Linked DNA regions of Mus musculus: all the other regions are linked to region 3. A link is a loop called in an ENCODE intact Hi-C map of the cell type or tissue named here. Cell type or tissue: left cerebral cortex. All regions are shown on one strand.

The links. Hi-C counts contacts between places; a loop is a spot of excess contacts. Peaks named below come from ENCODE experiments on the same cell type or tissue, not always from the same donor. Only the 100,000 strongest peaks of a DNase experiment are listed, where the experiment ranks them.
Region 1: it touches region 3 in a loop (8-fold over the local background); 10 of 42 quality-filtered maps call a loop at or near these places.
Region 2: it touches region 3 in a loop (2.5-fold over the local background); 2 of 42 quality-filtered maps call a loop at or near these places.
Region 4: it touches region 3 in a loop (12-fold over the local background); 18 of 42 quality-filtered maps call a loop at or near these places.

The regions. Positions count from the first base shown.
Region 1 is chr14:34,309,320-34,311,819 of GRCm38, forward strand. Shld2 (shieldin complex subunit 2) reads right to left here and starts at 1,198. Exons shown (of 10, transcript NM_001360074.1): 1 at 848-1,198. Glud1 (glutamate dehydrogenase 1) reads left to right here and starts at 1,408. Exons shown (of 13, transcript NM_008133.4): 1 at 1,408-2,023. The coding sequence starts at 1,579. In left cerebral cortex, a CTCF peak has its summit at 1,382 (motif pointing left); DNase peaks (open chromatin) are centred at 1,330 and 2,152; H3K4me3 peaks cover 2,040 bases; H3K27ac peaks cover 1,711 bases.
Region 2 is chr14:34,767,678-34,770,177 of GRCm38, forward strand. A930038B10Rik (a long non-coding RNA gene) reads left to right here. Exons shown (of 5, transcript XR_001781218.2): 4 at 819-1,033; 5 at 1,611-2,424. Among named protein-coding and RNA genes, the nearest start is that of Gm52101, 3.9 kb to the left of the region's middle. In left cerebral cortex, a CTCF peak has its summit at 1,468 (motif pointing left); DNase peaks (open chromatin) are centred at 888, 1,473 and 2,170; H3K4me3 peaks cover 1,739 bases; H3K27ac peaks cover 230 bases.
Region 3 is chr14:34,362,314-34,364,813 of GRCm38, forward strand. No RefSeq gene overlaps it. Among named protein-coding and RNA genes, the nearest start is that of Gm41131, 1.6 kb to the right of the region's middle. In left cerebral cortex, CTCF peaks have their summits at 972 (motif pointing left) and 1,645; DNase peaks (open chromatin) are centred at 938 and 1,632; H3K4me3 peaks cover 1,216 bases; H3K27ac peaks cover 998 bases.
Region 4 is chr14:34,272,091-34,274,590 of GRCm38, forward strand. All of the region lies in intron 2 of Shld2 (shieldin complex subunit 2), which reads right to left. Among named protein-coding and RNA genes, the nearest start is that of Shld2, 37 kb to the right of the region's middle. In left cerebral cortex, a CTCF peak has its summit at 1,317 (motif pointing right); no DNase peak of the experiment used is centred here.

The DNA.
Region 1 (2,500 bases), 53 kb before region 3:
AACTGGTCTAGGTTGTCACTTCACGTGTACAAAACATTTTAAGAACTAAGAATTTCTCTTTCATGCTTAGTAGATGAATAAAGTCATGTAAGAGATGAATAGTGTCACAAAGTCCAAGGGTTTACAAAATCGCCAAGGCACTCTGGGGTGATTTTACTAGTAATGTGGCACGTGATAGGTAGCTTGACTTAAAGGATGTTAGTGTGTGTGTGTGTGTGTGTTCAACTGGATTTTCTTGTAGCTTTGTTTGAGAAAAATGAGTATCTCATGTTGCCCAGGCTGGAATCAAACTCTATCCTCCTGCCCCCACCTCTCAGGTTCTGGGGTTCCCAGAGTGTAGCACTCAAGCCTGGCTACCATTGTGAAAATTATAACTTAGTAATCAGATCCTAGACCATTTAAATAATATGTGTATGTATATATATATGTATATATATGTGTGTATATATATGTGTGTGTGTATATACACACACACACACACACAGGATGTCACATTCCTTTAATCTAAGCACTCAGGCACTCAGACAAGGCCAGCCTGATCCATAAAGTGAGTCGCAGAAATTAAATATATATACTGAGACATTATATTTCTAGTTTACTTTAGGACGTGATTCCAAAAGAGGGGCACACACTCAGTCAATGGTGGAGTTACAACTATGTGCGGGTGTGCTGACTCAAGCCTGTAATCCTAGCACTCAGGGGAGTGGGCTGGGGGAGCAGAAGCAGGCAAGTTCCCATGAGTTCTGGGCAAGCCTGGGCTACAGGGGCCCTGACTTTTCAAAAAAAAAAAAAGGTAAAATAAAGTGGCACGCGAAAGAGTCAACAATGCTTTGCATAACTGTTTTACCTCAAAATCGCTGAAGTTGCCTACAACAAATTAAAACCTTGTGCAAAGTAAAGGCCTGTGGGGTCAGGGCCTCCCTCCTGTCCTGAGGCTTCTTGCTTTCCCGGTTCCTCAACAGTCGGATTCGGGATGAGTCGGGATTTGCCCCGCGCCTCTTCGGCTTCGGCGCGGCGTCACTCTCCGGCCGGCCGCGCAGCGGATCCGCACACCGTTCCGGCCCAAGGCGGAAAGGAGGGGCCTGGTGACTCATGCGGCCGGGGCTGCTGGCCAGCCAGCGAGGCCTCCCTGCAGTCCGCTTCCACCTCCCAGGCCGCCGCGCGTGCACACGGGACCGACCTTCCGGGCCGCGGCCGCGTCCGACCGCTCTCAGGAGCCCAGGCCTCCGGGCCGCAGCCCGCGCGCGTCCACGCTAGCCCCGCCCCCGCCCGCGAGCATGCGCACCAAGCCCATCTGCAAAGGCGCGCCCCCCGCCGCCGCAGCCGCACGCGCCGCCGCCTGGAGGCCGGGCAAGGCCGCGGCGGAGGCGAGGCCCAGCGCCCTGGGCGGCGCGCGGCCGCCGAAGTCCGTCCTCCCGGTGGGGCGACAAGCGGCGCAGGGGAGGGGACAGCCAGACAAGCAGGAAGCCGCGGCTTAAAAGGGCAGCTCGCGCCCAGCCCTTCCTCCCCGCGGTCCAGGCCTGCGAGCTCCGGTCTTTACAGCTCCCGCCGCACTCGCCTCAGCCCGCCGCCGCCGCCATGTACCGCCGTCTGGGCGAAGCGCTGCTGCTGTCCCGCGCCGGGCCCGCTGCCCTGGGCTCTGCGGCTGCAGACTCAGCCGCGCTGCTGGGCTGGGCCCGCGGACAGCCCTCCGCCGCCCCGCAACCCGGGCTCACGCCGGTCGCCCGGCGCCACTACAGCGAAGCGGCCGCCGACCGCGAAGACGACCCCAACTTCTTCAAGATGGTGGAGGGCTTCTTCGACCGCGGCGCCAGCATCGTAGAGGACAAGCTGGTGGAAGACCTGAAGACCCGGGAGAGCGAGGAGCAGAAGCGGAACCGGGTGCGCGGCATCCTGAGGATCATCAAGCCCTGCAACCATGTGTTGAGCCTCTCCTTCCCCATCCGGCGCGACGACGGCTCCTGGGAGGTCATCGAAGGCTACCGGGCCCAGCACAGCCAGCACCGCACGCCCTGCAAGGGAGGTGAGCGCCCTCCGGCCCCTTTCTGTCCTCCCTCCCCTCCAGACTCCCGTAGCCCGGGCCGCTACTCGGCCCAGCCCAGTTCTGCAGGCCGTGCCCCGCTTCGGGCTCCCCCGCCTCGGGTGTGGCAGCCTTAGAGGATACTGATTTTTTTTTTCCGCCCTAAAACTACCACGTAATATGCCAGCCTTTTTACTGGGCAAGTCTTCACCCCAAGCCTCTGCTTGTGTTGATGCTGACTTCACTGAGGACACTGTACAGCTTTTCTTTAGCCTCGGTGCCTGTCATGTCATAGACCGTGAACCCTTAACGCCAGCAGCCGACGATACAAGAACAGAGAAAAATTATCTTCTTTTTGGAGTTGGAATCTTGAAAGTTTGATTAACCAGCGCAGCTTACTAATCTTCTAAATTATTATAATTTTACACTGATGGCTTTTTGTGTTGTGCCTCTTTTCTCCCCTTGGAAAATGTAAAATAT
Region 2 (2,500 bases), 410 kb after region 3:
CCAAGTTCACCCCCACTGACACTCTTCCATCAATAATGTCACAACTAGCCAGGCGGTGGTGGCACACGCCTTTAGTCCCAGCACTTGGGAGGCAGAGGCATACATCCTAATCTTTTCTTAAAAAATAATTAATTTTTATTTCATACGCATAGGCAGTTTTGCATGCACTCCTGTCTGTGTGAGGGTATCAGATTGGGAGTTACAGATAGTTGTGAGCTGCCATGTAGGTGCTGGCAATTAAACCCTGGTCCTCTGAAAAAGCAGCCAGTGCTCTTAAACATCGAGCCATCTCTTTAGCCCTCAATGGGGGCCGTTTTCATTCAAACTCCCACAACATGTTTGCCCACGAGTGAAGATGCTCTGGCTGGAAAGGCTGTATACTCTGACAGGTGCTTACACTTCTCAGTTGTTCCCCTCCAGGATCCTTTTCCTACCTCTTTCAGTTTGCGTGCTGATATACATACATACATACATACATACATACATACATACATACATACAATTCACTTTCTCTTGCTGGTGTTGGGATGAGCCCAGGACCTTGCACGTGTTAAGTATTCTACCCTCCCCAGCCTTACAACATTTCTGATTTTTTTTTCATACGTGTGCGCAGTGAATTTTGGTCTTATTCATCCTCAGGACCCTCTCATGTCCCCTCTCGTCCCTGGTTCTCCTCCTCTTCCCAACCAGCTCCCCTTCTGCTTTCAGGACTTCCTCCTGTTTTTGTTTACTCAGTCAGTTTAATTTTGTTTACATGAACGTGGGCGGGGGCATGGGTACCTTACTAGTGGTTTCACTACATGTCTCCCTCCCTCCAGGAACCCTTAACTGCCTAGAACTCCTCAGAGAGGCCGAAGGCTTCATGAGCCCCGCCCACCGACCTGTGATGGGCAGTGACCAGACCCAATCTGGTGCAAGTTTTTATTCACCGGGGTTCTTTCCAGCTTCTGAGAGTGCACCAGCGCATTGACCCTGTCGTATTGACGAGACTGTGTCCCATGATAGTGATGGGTACCTTCGACTGCCATCTCTGGTACACTTCCTTAGTGTCTTTTGCCTTATGATCACAGAAAGGAAGTTTGATCAACTTTTGGTTTGATTTTGTGACAGGGTACCGAACTTAGCCTCCTGAGTGTTAGGGTTGTGTACCCCAACACTTCTGCTCTTACAAAATGTTTCTTGTTTCATGCTACTCCTACCATATGATTTATGTCTGCTTATTTTGGAATACTTTTTCATTCAAAATATTATTTTCATTGTGAAGATATGATCACGATATTCAAGGTAAGAAAGAGTAAACAAGGAAAAAAGCCTTTATTTCTCTCCTGCGATTGAGGCTTCAGGGTTATGTCACCTTGCCTGTCCCACACACGTATTCAAGAGCTCGTGTCAAAAGCTAGTTCCAGCTCGGACCTTAAGTTGGAGGCAGGAGGCGCGGCCTCCAGCAGCGCGCCCACAGCGCCCTCTTGAGGCTCTGGAAGGTATCATAGAACAGAAGGATGCAGGAGGGGACCGAGGTTCTAAGGAAGGGATATTGGGGAAGGGGCGTTGGAGCAGGCGAGCTGCAGATCTCTTGAGGCTCCGAGGTCACCCGAATGCTGTGTCCACAGGACTCCGGGTCCTGGGCGTCGTCAACAGCGGCTGGGTTGACGGGACCCACGCGGATCCAGCTCACATGGCGCAAGACTCTCAACGCCTCCTCCCTCCCCTCTGCGTTCGCGCGACGAGTTCCGCATCTTTATCACCGCTCCCCCTGGGCTATGTGTGGCGGCCTAGACCTCCGGGTGTCCCCAGATGGAGCAGGTGCTTGGATGCCGCGCCGGGTTGGGGCAGGATGTTCGGATGAGCCCTATGACTTTGGCGGCCTCAGTTTCCCCAGGATGACTGCCCTCGTGCGTGGTCAGCCAAGAGGAGCGGGTCAGAGTATCCACCACGCACCGTGAGCGCCCAGAGGAGTGCATCCGCCCAAGTCCCACCTCCTAAGACTCCAGACTGTCCCTACCTCTCAGCACGTCTCCGCTCTGATCTTGATTTTCCTGGAGGTCGACCCAGGTTAAACCCCACAAGCCTTGTAGCCCCGAGCCTGTCGGGTGCGGGCTTGGCCGAGGCTTTCTCGACTGTAGCGGGCACTGTGCTGGGAGGACATGCGCAGTCGGCCAGCCAGAAGCCGGAGGCAGCCTTCTCCTGGGTGACTGGCCCCTGGGTCATCTCGCTTCAGCCTGCTTTGGTTCTAGGAGTTGGAAATGCTTAGCTTGAAGTCAATGTCCCCAGTGTAAGTGTCTGCGAGACGGCTCGCCGGGTGTAGGCGCTTGCCACCAAGCCTGACCACCTGAGTTTTCTGTGGAAGGAGAGAAGCAACACGGAAGTTATGCTCTGATCTTCACATGCGCTGTGGTGCGCACGCGCACACATCCCCCTCGTCCTGTATTTTTTTTTTTTAATTTTAAAATAAATTTAAATCTCCAATATACCGAAAACCACATGTATAAAACGTACCGAA
Region 3 (2,500 bases):
CAGCCTAAGGAGGGACCCGAAGCTTTTACTATCTTCAGCTGTAGATCTAAGTCAAGAATAAAGGCGTGGCTGGGTTTGGGCAGTGGCATGCAAAGTAGAAAGGAGAGGGCTAAGAGGGGGCAAGGGAAGGAAGAGAGATTGGCAAGTAGGAAATTCTGCTCTTGCCTGCTTGCAGTCTAAAGGGAATCAAGGTTGGGAAGCTGTCAGGGACTTGCCTGTAACCCCAGTACCGGGGAGGTGGGAACCTAGGAAGGTAAAGAGTTAAATGCCAGTCTGGGCTATCTATGCACTGAGATCCTGCCTCAAAGCTGAGTGTGTTGGGCCACGGCACCTGAAGAAGAGCTTGACCAGGTGGTCATCGAGAGGGGACTGAAGTGGAAGCTAGTCAGCTGAGACAGAAAGGGAAGGCCTGAGACAGCGGGCAGGTGGCTAGCTAGTGCTCGGCTTTGGAGCGCAGCTAGCATGGGAAGACTTAGCTTTCAACTGGAACAGAAAGCCTAATTCAGAAACGTGTCACCAAAAACTTTTCCTAGAAGCCCTCTGAGCCCACAGACTTGACCTGTCCTCTCCTAGCAAGAACTGGGCCCCACATCCATGCCTAAAGCAGAACAGGTAAGACGCAACCACGTGGGCCGCCAGGGATGAATCCCTGAGTCACACTGGAGAAGGAGAAACAGCAGAAAGACAGTGCGACATCTTAGGTTCAGCTCTTGGCCCCTGTTTCCGACCCAGCACTAGTTCCTGCTGGTGAGGTCTTTTGGAGATACCAGAAATCCCCGACAGCCCGAAACGTCACTTTAGAGCTTTCTCCTTGAGCTGGAGGTAATGGTATCGGCTCCTGCACACTTGAGGAGGTATTCTTTGCGGGGGAGGGGCAGTCAGCCCCATGGATCCAAGTCTGGGTGCCAGCCTGGAGGGTGAAGAAAACCCAGAGCAAAGGCCTTTTTGAGCTCGTGGAGATACTGCCCTCAACTGGCAGGCTGAGGAAGACCTTCAGGGCCAGCCTGGAGCCAGTTTGCAAAGGAGGCTGTTTTTAATCTTGGAGGACCTGGGAAGGGTATGGTGTCCCGTGTCGTCCCGTCCCCCCCCTTTTCTTTCTTTCTTTTTTTTTTAACTGAAGTGGTAAACCCTTTATGTGCCAATTGGGGAATGGTGTTACTCGGGCGGCAACAATAATTTCAAAAAGGCCTGGAGATGGGAAGGGAGGCGGATGGAGGTCTCCCCGGATGTGTCTCTGATGAAAGGTTTCCTAGGCGTAGCCTCACCCTGTGGCATCTGTGAGTCACCCAGCAGCAGGGCGCGCCCCGGGTTTAGGTCCCGTGCGTGGACACGTGCTGAGTGCTGGGTGGGACCTGGTTTTGCAGGATCCCTACTCAATCTGGGACTTGTCGGACGAAAATGTCCAGCTTCGTTCTGGACCAGAAATTTATAGTTGGCTTGAGAAGAAAGGGGAGCTTAAGGGAGGTCGCACAAGCACACTGCCTCACAGACGCTGCACTCCAAGGCCACTGGCACAGGGTTCCCCGCGCACAGGCTTCTTCCTTGAGGGACTGCGCTCCGGGTGAGTCACCGCAGGGTGTGGCCGGGTCCGCAGCTCCCGCGGTTCTGTAGCCTGCACTGCCTCCTGTCGCCTGAGGGCCCTTCCACCCCCAGGCGCAGGTTCCCCTCTCCCCAGCCTCCAGAAGCACTCCTTCAGCTTCAGAGATGAGTCCCCAGAGGATCGGGGAGCAGGTTATTCCCATTGTAGGTGCAGTCTGCTTCCGGGAGAAGGGAAGCTTTGAATTGGGGAGCTAATGAGCAGTAGGCGGCGGAGAGGATGGGAAACCCGCCCCTAACGGCGCCAAAGAGCTGGGCCCTGCTTGGTGGAATCACTGAAGTGAACCCAAAAGGATAATAGTAGCTTTAATTAAAGGCACATCAAGGAGACAGCAGCTGAACAGAGCTCCGGGCCAAGCTCAGCCGTTCCCAGACTGGAGAGAAGTGCCCAGTCTCCTCACTGCTGATGGCTGAAGATGGGCAAAGTTTTGTCAGATCCTGGCTAGCAGTCTGGTCCTTGGGTCCCTGGCAGCACTTATCCACGCCTGGGAAAGGAAGCAAGACATAGTACGGGGGCAATGCCCTAGGGACCCATAGCTGTGCAGGGTTAAATCTCATTAGAGTCTGCTCCCCCAAAAATCTCACATTGAACCAGAGACTGTGAGGAGTGTGCACCCCCCTCCTCTTCACCCTCCACCCCCAATACCACTAGACTTTTCTGTACAGCCCTCTGGGATAGGGCCATCCTTTTCTCCTCTTGGAACAAAAAGATAGTGTCCTTAGCCCTAGGGCATTGACTTGAAGTTGAAAGTATAACCTAAAAACAAAATTCTAGGCCTTTAGGCCCAGGCTTGGGAATATGACCTCTGTGCCTCATTGCTCCAAGGTATGCTAATCATAAAACAGATAGCGACATTCCTCCACCCACCCCCTTCCTAGGTTCAAAGAGTGTTCATTCAAAGAA
Region 4 (2,500 bases), 90 kb before region 3:
CACAGGTGCCACGAAGACACCCCCTCCCCATCCACACATGCATGCAAGAAATGTCTTTTTAAAAAATAAGGTGGAAGCCGGGCGTGGTGGCTCACACCTTTAATCCCAGCACTTGGGAGGCAGAGGCAGGCGGATTTCTGAGTTCGAGGCCATCCTGGTCTACAAAGTGAGTGCCAGGACAGCCAGGGCTACACGGAGAAACCCTGTCTCGAAAAACCAAAAAAAAAAAAAAAATAAGGTGGATGGCTACCTAAGAACAGCATGTGAAGAGTGGCTTCTGACTTACACACACACACACACACACACACACACACTCAGGCACATGTGTGCATTCATACACATACACATAAACACACAAAGTAAAACAACAAAGGTTGAAGCTGACCTTGGCAAGCAGTAATGGGACTGTGGTAAGGATACTCATAAGGCAACGACTATATTGGTGAAGTTTCATTTTTAAGAGCTGGATATGATTACAGGCATATTTGTTAAAATCTTCAAAAGCATTTAAAATTTAAAATACAGAAAAGCAAAGCATCAAGGATCAGGATTGCCTAGGTATACTAGCGTACATTTATAATCCAATATTTTAGATCAAAAGCAGCAAGGCTCATAAGTTTGAGGCCAGCTTGGGAATACAAAGCTAGACTCTGTCTCAAAGGGATCATAAAAGGCCTAGATTATATAGGATTGCTTTAAATACTTCTATGTTCAATTTTTATGATATCTGATTAATATGTATTATTTTCATAAAGCCAGTTCTTTTTTACTCAGTCATTCAGGCATTTTTTTCACAGTCTTCAAACAGAATATAGAGCAATTATTCTATTGCTGATATTTACTATGAAAGGTGAGTACAGTGATAGCAGCTACTAAAATTTATCAGCTAAGGGCCTGGAGAGACGGCTCAGTGGTTAACAGTGCATAGTGCTCTTCTAGGGGAACCAAGCTTGGTTCCCTGCACCGGTATCAGCGGGTTCACCATGTGCTAACTCCATAGGATCCTCCTAGGAATCCCATACCTTCTGGTGCATACACATACACGTACACTCACACACATACAAATAAAAATATAAATGAATTTTTTAAAATGTGTTTAAGAAAAGTATTAGGGCTTAAAATAAATATACTACAACTTTCAAATAGCTAAAATGTATAGCAATAAAGTACTATAGAAACAAAGTTATAGCAATTTTAGGTATCATATTATAAATCATTGGAAACCAGAGAACTAAGCATTCTTATCACAACCACAAAGCCTACCTTCATTTAACCCTCATGAAAATAATTAAGTTTTTTTAAATTTATATGTCATTATTAGATTCACCACAAGGAGGCTCCAAATAGCACTGCAAAAACCTTCAAAATGCTATCAAGAGAGCAAGAGAACACTTACATAGCAAATCAAGGCATAAAAGTAACCCACTCTCCTCTCCTGGACCTTGCGGTATCCTTCTCTAATGGTTTCTTCCCGTTAGCCTAGAATCTGTTAAAGGAAAAAACAAAGTTCTACATTGCTTCTTTGTCCCCTTCCTTCAGCCCACTTAAATTTGTCTCCTATTTCAACAATTTTGCCACAATGCCTTCAATATGGAGAACCTTCCAACAGACACATCCATCAAACGTCAATTTTCAGTCCTCACCTTATTGCCATTTGTAACTGTTTATCAACCCTTTCCTCAAACAGTCTACATTTTTAATTCTGTGAGATCACCAAAATAAAATTATTTTGGGTTTTAAAAAATAGATATGTATTAATTTATTTAATAATCAAAATGACTTGTCAGGCATTATGCTAGCAATGGAAAAATCAACAATAATAAGGGAAATGAAGGCGTTTACAGTATAGTGGGAAAGATAAAGTGATGATCATCAAAGAGAGATGAGAAATGCTGCAGAATTCAAAGCAGGTGTCAGCAGAAAGGAGGTGTGTAAGTGTAAGCAGCACAATGAGCAAGGACCTGCCTGGCACCTGCATCTTTCCTACGCTCTTAGAAATATGATGAACACTGCTGAATAATGTTTAGGGAAGTAGAGCCCAGATTCATCCCCACTCCCCAATACAGGACCCAGAAAGTCCTAGTTGGCTTACCTAAGGGCCATGCTGGCTGTAAGATGCACGCGCATATCTCCAAGATATACAGAAAGAATGTAAAACACTCCCCTGCTCTGTGTCCTCACTTAGCATTTTCTCAGTATCTTGAAATCTGACACTCACTTCTATCTCTATTAAGACAATAACAAAGTCCAAATTGCCAAATGGGTACTCATAGTACTCTCACTGAGACACTCTGTTCCTTAGTTTCAGGACACTGCTCTTTCCCAATGAGCTCCTCCACTGATCTGATTTTATTTTTCCATTCTGCTGTTTCTTGGGCTGTCTTGTTACTTCACACAACTATAGAGAACTGAATCCAAGCCTATTCATTTCATTCCCACATACCGTTATATATTCAATTGTGCCTTACAAGTTTGTAACCCTTCTTCAACTTAAGACCTA